Linked DNA regions of Homo sapiens: region 2 is linked to region 1. A link is an interaction called in ENCODE POLR2A ChIA-PET data of the cell type or tissue named here. Cell type or tissue: OCI-LY7. All regions are shown on one strand. Links, peaks and the distances in the headings refer to the core of each region. The heading gives the core; the rest is flanking DNA. Region 1 has its middle 140 kb from the start of ZNF92. Region 2 has its middle 7.4 kb from the start of ZNF92.

What was found. ChIA-PET counts read pairs that join two places held together with the same protein. Peaks named below come from ENCODE experiments on the same cell type or tissue, not always from the same donor. Only the 100,000 strongest peaks of a DNase experiment are listed, where the experiment ranks them.
Region 2: POLR2A ChIA-PET joins it to region 1 with 15 read pairs; 4 of 35 experiments call an interaction of 5 or more read pairs at or near these places.

What each region holds. Positions count from the first base shown.
Region 1 is chr7:65,506,606-65,511,983 of GRCh38, reverse strand. It overlaps the pseudogene LOC101929322. Among named protein-coding and RNA genes, the nearest start is that of ZNF92, 140 kb to the right of the region's middle. RefSeq lists an enhancer at 1,799-2,797. In OCI-LY7, for the core only: no CTCF peak of the experiment used is centred there; DNase peaks (open chromatin) are centred at 545, 2,053 and 2,613; H3K4me3 peaks cover 3,571 bases; H3K27ac peaks cover 3,691 bases.
Region 2 is chr7:65,363,745-65,369,122 of GRCh38, reverse strand. No RefSeq gene overlaps it. Among named protein-coding and RNA genes, the nearest start is that of ZNF92, 7.4 kb to the left of the region's middle. In OCI-LY7, for the core only: no CTCF peak of the experiment used is centred there; no DNase peak of the experiment used is centred there.

The DNA.
Region 1 (5,378 bases), core at 58-5,057:
TGATCTAGTTAGTTTTGAAGACAGGATCTAGAGATTATTTCATATGAAATAGGTCACCTGAAATGAAGTGTTTACTGAAAACAGCTTGGATCAGCCCAGTTTTCTACCACTGAACCATGCATTTGGTTTAAAAAACACAACAACTCTGGGGAATATTGGCTGCTTCCAACTGTGTTGAAGGTGTTAAAGAAAAGAGCATAAAAAATGATCATCTGAGGCCTTTATAATCTCTGCTCAAGAGACTAGAGTGTTCCATTCTTAAAGAAACACTCAAATATCTTAATAATCGGGCAAAATCTAAATATCAGAGAGATAATTTTATCTTGAAGGTTGTTAAATTATAATGGTTATTCACTACCTTGCCACGTCTCTGAGTCAAAAATTAGATCTTTGTTTAGGAATCAATGGTACTCTGCAACTTGGAAATAGGAAGATTTTAGAAGACTCAAACATTGACTTTCTTGTGTGCAAAAAAAAAGACGTATTGAGATAAGACAAGTTTTTCCTTGCAAGGATACCTCTAATGCTAATACACCACCTCCCCTAATGTTAATATAGCTTCAAGATCACCAACCAGTGTCAGAGAGCAGCCTATGCAACTACAAATTCAAAAGATGTCGAACACAGGGTCAAGCCTAGAATAAGAAGTCTTAGCTAATTAAGTATGCTTTTTTCCCCAGATCCATATTAACAAAAACTTGGATATGTCAGAGAATGCATTCTAAGTTCACTCAACCTAGGAGGGAGAAACATAATTTTAAATTAAGAGCTGAAGCATTCTTGCCCTAACAAAAAGCAAGGAAAATCAAATATCACACCACAGGCGGGATTTCACAAATTAGTGTCAACATCCAAACCTTAAAATAGGCAAGGAAAATGCAGATTCACAATTAACTCTTGTACTTGTTTTGTTCAGAGAAGAGATGGTTCTGAGAGAATGACAGTGAATTAACCCCAACTGGTTTAGTTGGTACTTTCAATTGCTGCTTCTGATAAACTCCTTTAGCTAGAATAAATTGATTAGGATTTTGGCATGTGATATTAGAGATGGTTATTAATTTTTTCCTCTTATTTGCATTGTTCAATGTAGTAAATACTAGCTGTATATGGCTACTTAAATTCAAATTAATTACAATGAAATGTACTTAAATAATGAATTTTTTAGTCACTGTTGGTTCATTAATGAATATCTTCAGCTAAGATTTCCCAACTAAATACACTAAGAGGTGGCTTAGTTAACTGGTTGTCCACAAAAATTGAGGCTGTTAACTCCTGATATATTCTCTGCAAATAGAATATTCAGTGAGCCTCCTCCTGAAACCAGCAGCCTAGAGATAATTTTATAAATTGGATACAAGTTGGAAATCTATAGTCTTTAAGTTTTTGAAATATCAGCTTCCCAGGGAAGAAAACCAAATTCATAAGATATGTTAGGACAATTTAACTCAAGATGTTCAAAACTGAAATGACATATTCTACAATATGTGATAAAACCACCCCCTAACAACTTAAAGCAAAACAAGGATTGACCTTAAAGACCTGCCTTTTCCTCATCCCCCAGCCAGTTTTCAAATCTTGCATTTTTGAAAGGTTCTTATCCCCCTAGTCTCTTGTTTCTAGACTTTGCACATATTCAAGTTTGTTACGTCTATTTACTGACTTTCCTCTCTTCAAACAGTATCTATGTCTGCCAAATGTGAACATACAAAAAACAAATCAGAATGTGCCATTCTGATTTAAACTGCTTATTAGTTAATACCCTCAAGATAACATCTAGGTTCTTAGCTGCACTGAGTCAAGCCCACTTACATCTTTGTTTTCGGGTGCACTTTTCCTATCACATCACACTCCAGCAATGCCAAGCTGTGCCAGCCTTCTACCTCCTTTCCACTATTTTGCCCCCGCCGAAGCGGCCTTTGAAGCTTTTCGTCCCCCGGCGCCGCGGCTTTTTGCCACCCCGGGTTTTTGCCGCCGCGGCTTTTTGCCCCCGCCGCCGTGGCTTGCTGCCGCCGCTGCCGCGGTTTTTTGTGGTTTTTTACCCCAGCTCCCACTGCTTTTTGCCCCCACCGCGGCGGCTTTTTGCTGGTTTTCGCCCCTGCCGCCGCGGCTTTTTGCCCCCGCCTCAGCGGCTTTTTCTCGCCGCGACTTTTTTCACCCGCACCGAGGCTTTTGCAGCTTTTTGCCCCCTGCCGTCGCGGCTTTTTGCCTCCGCCGCCGCGGCTTTTCGCCCCCGTCGCCGCGGCTTTTGCGGCCTTTTGCCTGGGCCGCCGCGGCTTCTTGCCCCCACCGTCGCGGCTTCTTGCCACCGCTGCTTTTTACCCCCGCCACCGTGGCTTTTTGCCCCCGCTGCCGAGGTTTTCTGCCGCCGCTGCCGCGGCTTTTTGTGGTTTTTTTGCCCCAGCTCCCACTGCTTTTCGCCCCACTCCGCCGCGGCTTTTTCCCCCGCCGCCGCGCATTTTTGCCACCGCGGCTTTTTGCCCCCGTCGCCGCTTTTTGCCGCTGCAGCTTTTTGCCCCCGCTGCCGAGGTTTTCTGCCGCCGCTGCCTCGGCTTTTTGTGGTTTTTTGCCCCAGCTCCCACTGCTTTTCGCTCCCCCCTCCGCGGCTTTTTGCGGCTTTTAGCCCCCGACGCCGCGGCTTTTTGCGCCCGCCGCCGCGGCTTTCTGCTGCCACGGCTTTTTGCCCCCCGCCGCCGCGGCTTTTTGCCCCCCGCCGCCGCGACTTTCTGCCCCCGCCGCCGCGGCTTTTTGCTCCCGCGGCATTTTGCCCCCTGCCGCCGCGGCTTTTTGCCCCCGCCGCCGCTTTTTGCCGCCGCGGCTTTCTGCTCCCGCCGCCGCGGCTCTGAGGGCGGGAGCGGCAGACTCCGCTGCCAGCTCTACTGGCGTCCTGGCAAGGGCAGCGCCGAGGGGCTCTCCCGGCTCGGGGGTTCCTTGCCTAGGCGCCCGAGCCCCGGGCTCCCTGCCTCGGCCGCTGTGGCCTGCATAGGGCGGCACTGCGCGCGGAGGCGATGGGAGAGAAGAAGGAGGGCGGTGGCGGGGGTGATGCAGCGGCCGCTGAGGGTGGCGCAGGGGCCCCGGCCAGCCCGGGGCTGCAGCAGTGCGGACAGCTCCAGAAGCTCATCGGCATCTCCATTGGCAGCCTGCGCGGGCTGCGCACCAAGTGCGCTGTGTCCAACGACCTCACCGAGCAGGAGATACGGACCCTGGAGGTAAGGGGTTTGGGGACCCGGGCTGGGCTCGAGCAGCGGCCCGGACACCTCCCTTGGGGCCCCAGTTCACTCCTGGCCGAGTTGCATCCTTGAGCCCGCGTCGCGCCCTTGGAGGCTTCCCCTCCCTCCTGCACTCGCTGATGCGGCAGCCGAGAGACCCGGGACCAGCCCTCACCTTGGGCAGGATTTGTGGGGCGGGTGCTTGGTGGGAACTGGGATGGAGGCGCTAGGGTCCCGTGGGGCGGGGAGGGTGAGGGTGGGCTGCGCGCGGACATCCCCTTACCCCCGAATTTCCATCTGGTCCGGCCCTCTCATCTTGTAGGTGAGGAAACCAAAGGCCCGAGGGAGAACTGACTTGCCAGGAACCCCTGTTAAGGAGAATTACCAAAGTGTGGTTATTAAAGGAGAACTGAGTTGGGAGTCAGACCTGGAGTCCCACACCCTTGGTTAAGTCATTATACCACCTTGAGTCTGGCCTGTTGACTGAGGGTGAGCCACTCCATCCTCGTCTGATTGTGGGGTCTTGACCTCAAGGGGTTTCGTGCAGGAAGAAGCAAATGGGTTTGCTTTCCTAGCTCTGTCCAGTACCTTAGGGACCCTGAGGACTGAAGCGATTCTTGGAGAGCCATCTGGTGTATGTCATGCGTGGGCCTTTCTTGAAGGTCTGTCTGCCCAGTGGGCTGGCTCAGCCCGAATGAACTGTCTTGAATCTTTGGAGTTGTCTGTGTACTTTTAAGGGCTTCTCATCCTTGCACCAAAAGATCCCCTGGAAATTAGGTGGGAAAACCTTACCTTTTGTGGGGCCTTGTGTTTGTCTTAAAAGTTCATGCACATGGCCAGGTGTGGTGGCTCACACCTGTTATCCTGTCCTGGATCCCTTGAGTCAAAGAGTTTGAGACCAACCTGGACAATACAGTGAGACCCCGTCTCTACAAAAGATAAAATATTAGCCAGGGGTGGCTGTGCGCATCTGTAGTCCCAGCTAGTACTGTGGCTGAGGCGGGAGGAGCACTTGAGCCTGCACTGAGCTGTGATCTCACCAGTGTACTCCAGCCTGGGCCACAGAGCAAGACCTTGACTCAAAAACAACAACAACAACAACAAAAATTCTTGAAGATTTTGCATTCTGTCCCACTATCCATTGGTTTTCGTGTCAAGATAATGTGAGAAATTCTTTACAATTGCTTCCAGAAGGAATAGCCTTTTGATTTAGTGCACAGGTGTCCAGTCTTTTGGCTTCTCAGGCCCACATTGGAAGAAGAATGCTCCTGGGCCACACATAAAATACACTAATGCTAACAACAGCTAATGAGCTTAAAAAAAAAAAAAAAAAAAAGGTTTGTGCAGAATTTTGATGATACCCACCACCAAAGATAGGCGGAAAAGTCCTTGTAGTCACAGGGTTGGACACGGCTGATCTAGTGTCTTGTCGTCCGTTTTGGCTTTCTCCCGGTTTCCAGAATGCAGGTAGAGATGTAGAGACGTGCTCTCAGGACAGCTGTTGAGATAAAAAAATTCGTTGTCATTTATTCCCAAGGACAGCTGTTTGTCATTTGCATTGAAAAAGTCTCCATTCAAACTGCTGTCACATATAAAATCTATTTATATAAGTCTGTATTTTTCTGTTGTCTTGGCCTTTGTGGGCAGTAGTGTGTTTTAACCGAGCAAACTGTCCTTCCAAATAATGAAGCCGAAGTCAGCCTGCCTGCTTGCCATTTTTCTTCCCCTTCCATTTTTCTAACCTCAGGATAGTTGTAAGAATGAATTAAGATTTGTGTTTAAGGCCGGGCACAGTGTCTCAGGCCTGTAATCCCAGCACTTTGGGAGGCGGAGACGGATGTATCACTTGAGCTCAGGAGTCCAAGACCAGCCTGGGCAACATACTGAGACTCCGTCTTGTATAATTAAATTAAAATTTAAAAAAAGAAGAAAAAAAGACCTGTGCTTAAAATTTAAAAAAAGGGGGGAAAGTGTAATGTGAAATGTAGACTATGCCAGCCATGATTGGGAAAAATAATTTTTCATACAGCATTATCTGTAGACTTGTATTAGCAGCATACTGGTCATAAGCGTTTTGCTTTCCTCAAATATGATGAGGTAAGCTACTTTAAAGTGTGGTGGGGCTTTCTTCCATGTGGCTCCTGGAGGTGTTGAGTCCCAATTTAGCCAATT
Region 2 (5,378 bases), core at 124-5,123, 140 kb after region 1:
TTTACCTATCAAGGCATAAGTTTGTTCATATATAAGGTTTGGTGCAAAATTCTCTACATATAAAAGTATACCCCATAAGTGCACACAAGAGACCCCTTTTTTATTTTTGTTATTTACAGAGCCATTAAAAAAAATCTGTGAACTAAGAGTGTCATGATAGCAGAGATGTCTTGATTTTTTATCTTGTGTAAACAGCTATTTACATCAAGGTTGCCATCTTCTTTTGAGGAGAATCTTCCCTGGTTAACTTTACCTTAAAATCTCCAATGGGTATACAATTGCAAGAGATTGGAGGGCCCCTTCTGAGTTATAAGATTATGAAATCAAGGTTCAAGGTCCTCAAGTCTTGCTGCAGTGCAGATGGCAACCAGACTCAATCTCTGGGTTCTAGAGTATAAAGGGTTTTACTATCCTCAGTCAGTAGACTATTAGCTTTCTTTACCTGGTGAAAATATGCTTGGCCATAATGCCCTAAAGCCTTGCTGAATTTAGTGATAATTAGACTTCGGTAGCAGAAGATGCATGAGGTTCTATTATTAGGTGCATAGGACTTCCAATGACTATTTTATAAGGGTCAACACATTTTTTCCCCTCTAAGTGGATCTGATTGTCATCAATCTGCAACTACAAAAGCAATCCAATCAATTTACTTAGCTTTGCTCAATACTAGTGGATCTATAATACCTTATTTAACCGTTTTACAACTATTCTAATGAAATAAGTATCCTTATCATTGGAGACTTTTTCAGAAATGTCCCGTGAAGAAAACATGTTTCCTAATATCCTTTAAGCTACTGTTATAACATCAGCCTTCTTGCATAAGAAAGCTTTTATAATACCAGAAAACATGCATTAAAAATTACAGTAAAATATCTGTACAAACGTTTAACTGGCCCACCATGTAGCAGAAATGTACACGAAGTTTCAGTTTTCTTCTCAGGATTGTATGTTTTGTTTGTTTGTTTGTTAGTTTTTTTGAGACGGTGTAACATATATAATCTGCAGTTGCTTCTTGGGGGCATACTAAGCATGTCTGCTAGGTCTAGTTGTTTTTACCTTTTTAACTTTTTTGTATTTTTAGTAGAGATGGGGTTTCACCATGTGGCCAGGCTGGTCTCAAACTCCTGATCTTGTGATCTGCCTGCCTCGGCCTCCCAAAGTGCTGGGATTACAGGCATGAGCCACTGCACCCGGCCAATATTTTAGTATTTTAACACACAAATGACTCAGAAATGTTATGATGATTATTGAATTACCGTAATATGATTTTAATATTTTAAATTATAGAAAAGGATTTTGAAACTATGAAACAGGCATTATTCTCATTGTATTTCGCAGTCATCTTGGCTCTTAAGTAAGCATGCGGCACCCAAGATGGGTATAAAAGTCAGGTTTTGAGTAAGTCGTGAATTTATATACCAAGTGTGGAGCACAGGGCAGAAGAAAAATCCATCCTCTTTTTTTGCAGTGGCCTGATCTCGGCTCACTGCAAGCTCCGCCTCCCGCGTTTACGCCATTTTCGTGACTCAGCCTCCCGAATAGCTGGGACTACAGGCGCCGGCCACCACGCCTGGCTGATTTTTTTGTATTTTCAGTAGAGACGGGGTTTCACCGTGTTAGCCAGGATGGTCTCGATCTCCTGACCTCGTGATCCTCCCGCCTCGGCCTCCCAAAGTGCTGGGATTACAGGCTTGAGCCACCGCGCCCGGCCTCCATCCTCTTAAAGAAAAGCGAGGAGCAAAGCTGGAACAGAGAAGAAGGGGCCATATTGGGCTTGATTCTGTCTGGTAGCTGCCAGTGTAGGCACTGAGAATTTGTTGCCAGGCCTCAACACGGCCACCCAACCTGACACCTGAGTCCACAGGCTCAAAACCAAAAATTTGCTCAAGTATTGAATTATATTTAAATGATTATTATGAAGCCTTTTTTTTTTCCTCGAGATGGAGTCTCACGTTATTGCCCAGGCTGGAGTGCAGTGGTGTGATCTTGGCTCACTGCAACCTCTGCCTCCCAGGTTCAAGTGATTCTCTGCCTCAGCCTCCCAAGTCACTGGGACTACAGGCACCCACCACCACACCCAGCTAATTTTTTTATTTTTAGTAGAGACGGGGTTTCACCATGTTGGCTAGGTCTGTCTCAAACTCCTGACCTCAAGTGATTTGGCCTCCCAAAGTGCTGAGATTACAGGTGTGAGCCACTGCACCGGGCCTACAAAGCCATTTATATTTAACCAACAATTTAAAAACTACCTTTATTTACCAAGTATGGTCACATACACATAACACGTATAGACATAAGGACAAACATATAGAAGCAGATCTTATAGCTTTTCTAAACAATTTTCATCTGCTGGCTTTTAAATACTTTTCATTTTTCCCATTTAGCCTATCAAACTTCCAGTTACCTGTTTCATTGCTCTAAGCAATTTTTGTCTAGGCAACAAGCTTGCGTTTCTAATGGGACAACTTAGGTGAAACAAGAAACGTATATTTCTAAAGCACAGAGCTAACAATTTAGGCTAAAATGTTGTATTATTTTTTCGACCAATGAAAATATAGTGTAAGTAAAAGTTTAGTTAAGAGAAGATGGTCAGAAAAGCATATTAAATGTATGACTTGTGTAAATTTAAAACAATACTATTTTTTTTTTTCTGTCACCCAGGCTGGAGTGCAATGGCCTCATCTTGGCTCACTGCAACCTCCATCTCCTGGGTTCAAGCAATTCTATTGCTTCGGCCTCCAAAGTAGCTGGGATTACAGGCGCCTGCCACCATGCCTGGCTAATTTTTTTATTTTTTTGTATTTTTAGTAGGGATGGGGTTTCACCATGTTGGCCAGCCTTGTCTCAAACTCCTGAGCTCAAGTGATCCACCCTCCTCGGCCTCCTAAAGTGCTGGGATTACAGGCATGAGCCACAACGTTCGACCAAATATTTTTAATGTATTGCAGACACCTTACAAATAGAGATTTCCTTTACAGACATAGATTTTTTTTTTAAACAAAAGGATTTCAAGATAAATTTCAGGAAGTCGTAATTTAGTTCAAAAGGTGGTCTTTCTAACTTTGCTACTGTTCCTTGGCTATAATTACTGAGTTCAGCATGGAGCCTATTAAGAAATAGAGCAAAGAAAAAATTCTCTAAGGCTGGACTAAGCATGGATACATCTGACAAAGTAGCAAGCCTGCTTTACCTGAGGGTGTACTTTTACAAACACTTTATTTAGGATAATTTTCTTTTCACCTTCAAGGAGAAATGTCTACATATCTGTACAGATTTATAGCTATCATCAGTTTCTAATTTTCTTTCACTCTGGTTAGAGAACACACATTGCATTTGTTAAATACTTAAATTGCATTTTTTATTTTTATGGCATTGAGTATATTCTCTCCTAGAGAAGATTCCACATGCATTTAAGGAGAATATATAACCTGCAGGTGCTTCCTGGGGGCATACTAAGCATGTCTGCTAGGTCTAGTTATTTTTACCTTTCTTTTCAAGTGCTTCATTTTCTTGCTGATCTTCTTACTGCTTTTTAAATGATTATTAAAAGATATGTATGTCTTCGATTATCATCGTTGAATTCTCTATTTTTTCTTCATTTTTCTCGGTTTTGACTTTATGTATTTTGCCGATTATTTCTTGGTGTATATATGTTTATAATTGTCATGCCATCCTTTTTATTATCTTTTTTATTATCCATTTTATCTCTATCAAATGTCCTACTTTATGTCTATTAAATATTTTTGTTTTAAATTCTGCTTATTCTAATTTTAAAATAACAGCTACAACTTTCTTTTTTCTTTTCTTTCTTTTTTTTTTTTGAGACAGAGTCTCGCTCTGTCGCCCAAGCCGGAGTGAAATGGCATGATCTCGGCTCACTGCAACCTCTGCTTCTCGGGTTCCAGCGATTCTCCTGCTTCAGCCTCCTGAGTAGCTGAGACTACAGGCGTATGCCACCAAGCCTGATTAATTTTTTTGTACTTTTGGTAGAGACGGGGTTTCACCATGTTGGCCAGGCTGGTCTCAAACTCCTGGCCTCAAATGATCCGCCAGCCTCGGCCTCCCAAAGTGCTGGGATTACAGGCATAAGCCACCGTGCCCAGCCAACAAATACAACTTTCTTATGGTAGCTATTTGCATGCTTCCGCCTTTTCACTTTTATAGTATTTGTTCTTTTGTATCCAAAGTGCATGTATTGTGAACAGCATTCAATTAGATTTTTCTATATTTAATTTTTTAAATCTCAGCTTTCCTTAATTGTTTAATTTTTTTTTTTTTTTTGACGTAGTTTCACTGTGTCGCCCAGGCTGAAGTGCACTGGTGTGATCTTGGGTCACTGCAACTCCACCTCCCGGGTTCAAGAGATTCTCCTGCCTCAGCCTCCTGAGTAGCTGGGACTCCAGGCGTGCAGCACCACACCCAGGTAATTTTTGTATTATTAGTAGAGATGGGGTTTCACCATGTTGGCCAGGCTGGTCTCGAACTCCTGACCTCAAGTGATCCGCCTGCCTTGGCCTCCCAAAGTGCTGGGATTACAGGCGTGAGCCACTGCACCTGGCCCTGTTTAATCTTTTTATATGTAATGTTATTATTTATATAGCTGTGCTTATATTTGTTATATTATTTTCTTTTCTATAATCTCATGCATTTTGTTATATTTTTCTACTTCTACTGCTTTGTTTTGCATTAAGAGCATAATTATTATGTAACATTCTAATTTCTTTCATAATTTTCTTCACATATTTTTGGAATTATACCCTTAGTTGTTTCTCTAATTCTTACAATTAGAGATGGAGTCTCGCTCTGTCGCCAGGCTGGAGTGCAGTGGCACGATCTCAGCTCACTGCAACCTCAGCCTGCGGGGTTCAAGTGATTCTCCTGCCACAGCCTCTGGAGTAGCTGGAACTACAGGCGTGGGCCACCATGCCCAGCTAATTTTTGTATTTTTAGTAGAGACAGGGTTTCACCATGTTGGCCAGGATGGTCTCGATGTGTTGACCTTGTGTTCCGCCTGCCTCAGTCTCCCAAAGTGCTGGAATTACAGGTGTGAGCCACCGTACCCAGCCTAAAACATACTTTTTTTTTTTTTTTTTTGAGACGGAGTCTCACTCTGTCTCCTAGGCTGGAGTGCAATGGTGCGATCTTGGCTCACTGCAACCTCTGCCTCCCGGGTTCAAGCGATTCTCCTGCCTCAGCCTCCCGAGTAGCTGGGATTACAGGCACCCAACACTACGCCCAGCTAATTTTTCTATTTTTAATAGAGACGGGTTTCACCATGTTGGTCAGGCTGGTCTCGAACTCCTGATCTCAGGTGATCCGCCCGCCTCGGCCTCCCAAAGTGCTGGAATTACAGGCATGAGCTACCATGCCCGGCCCCA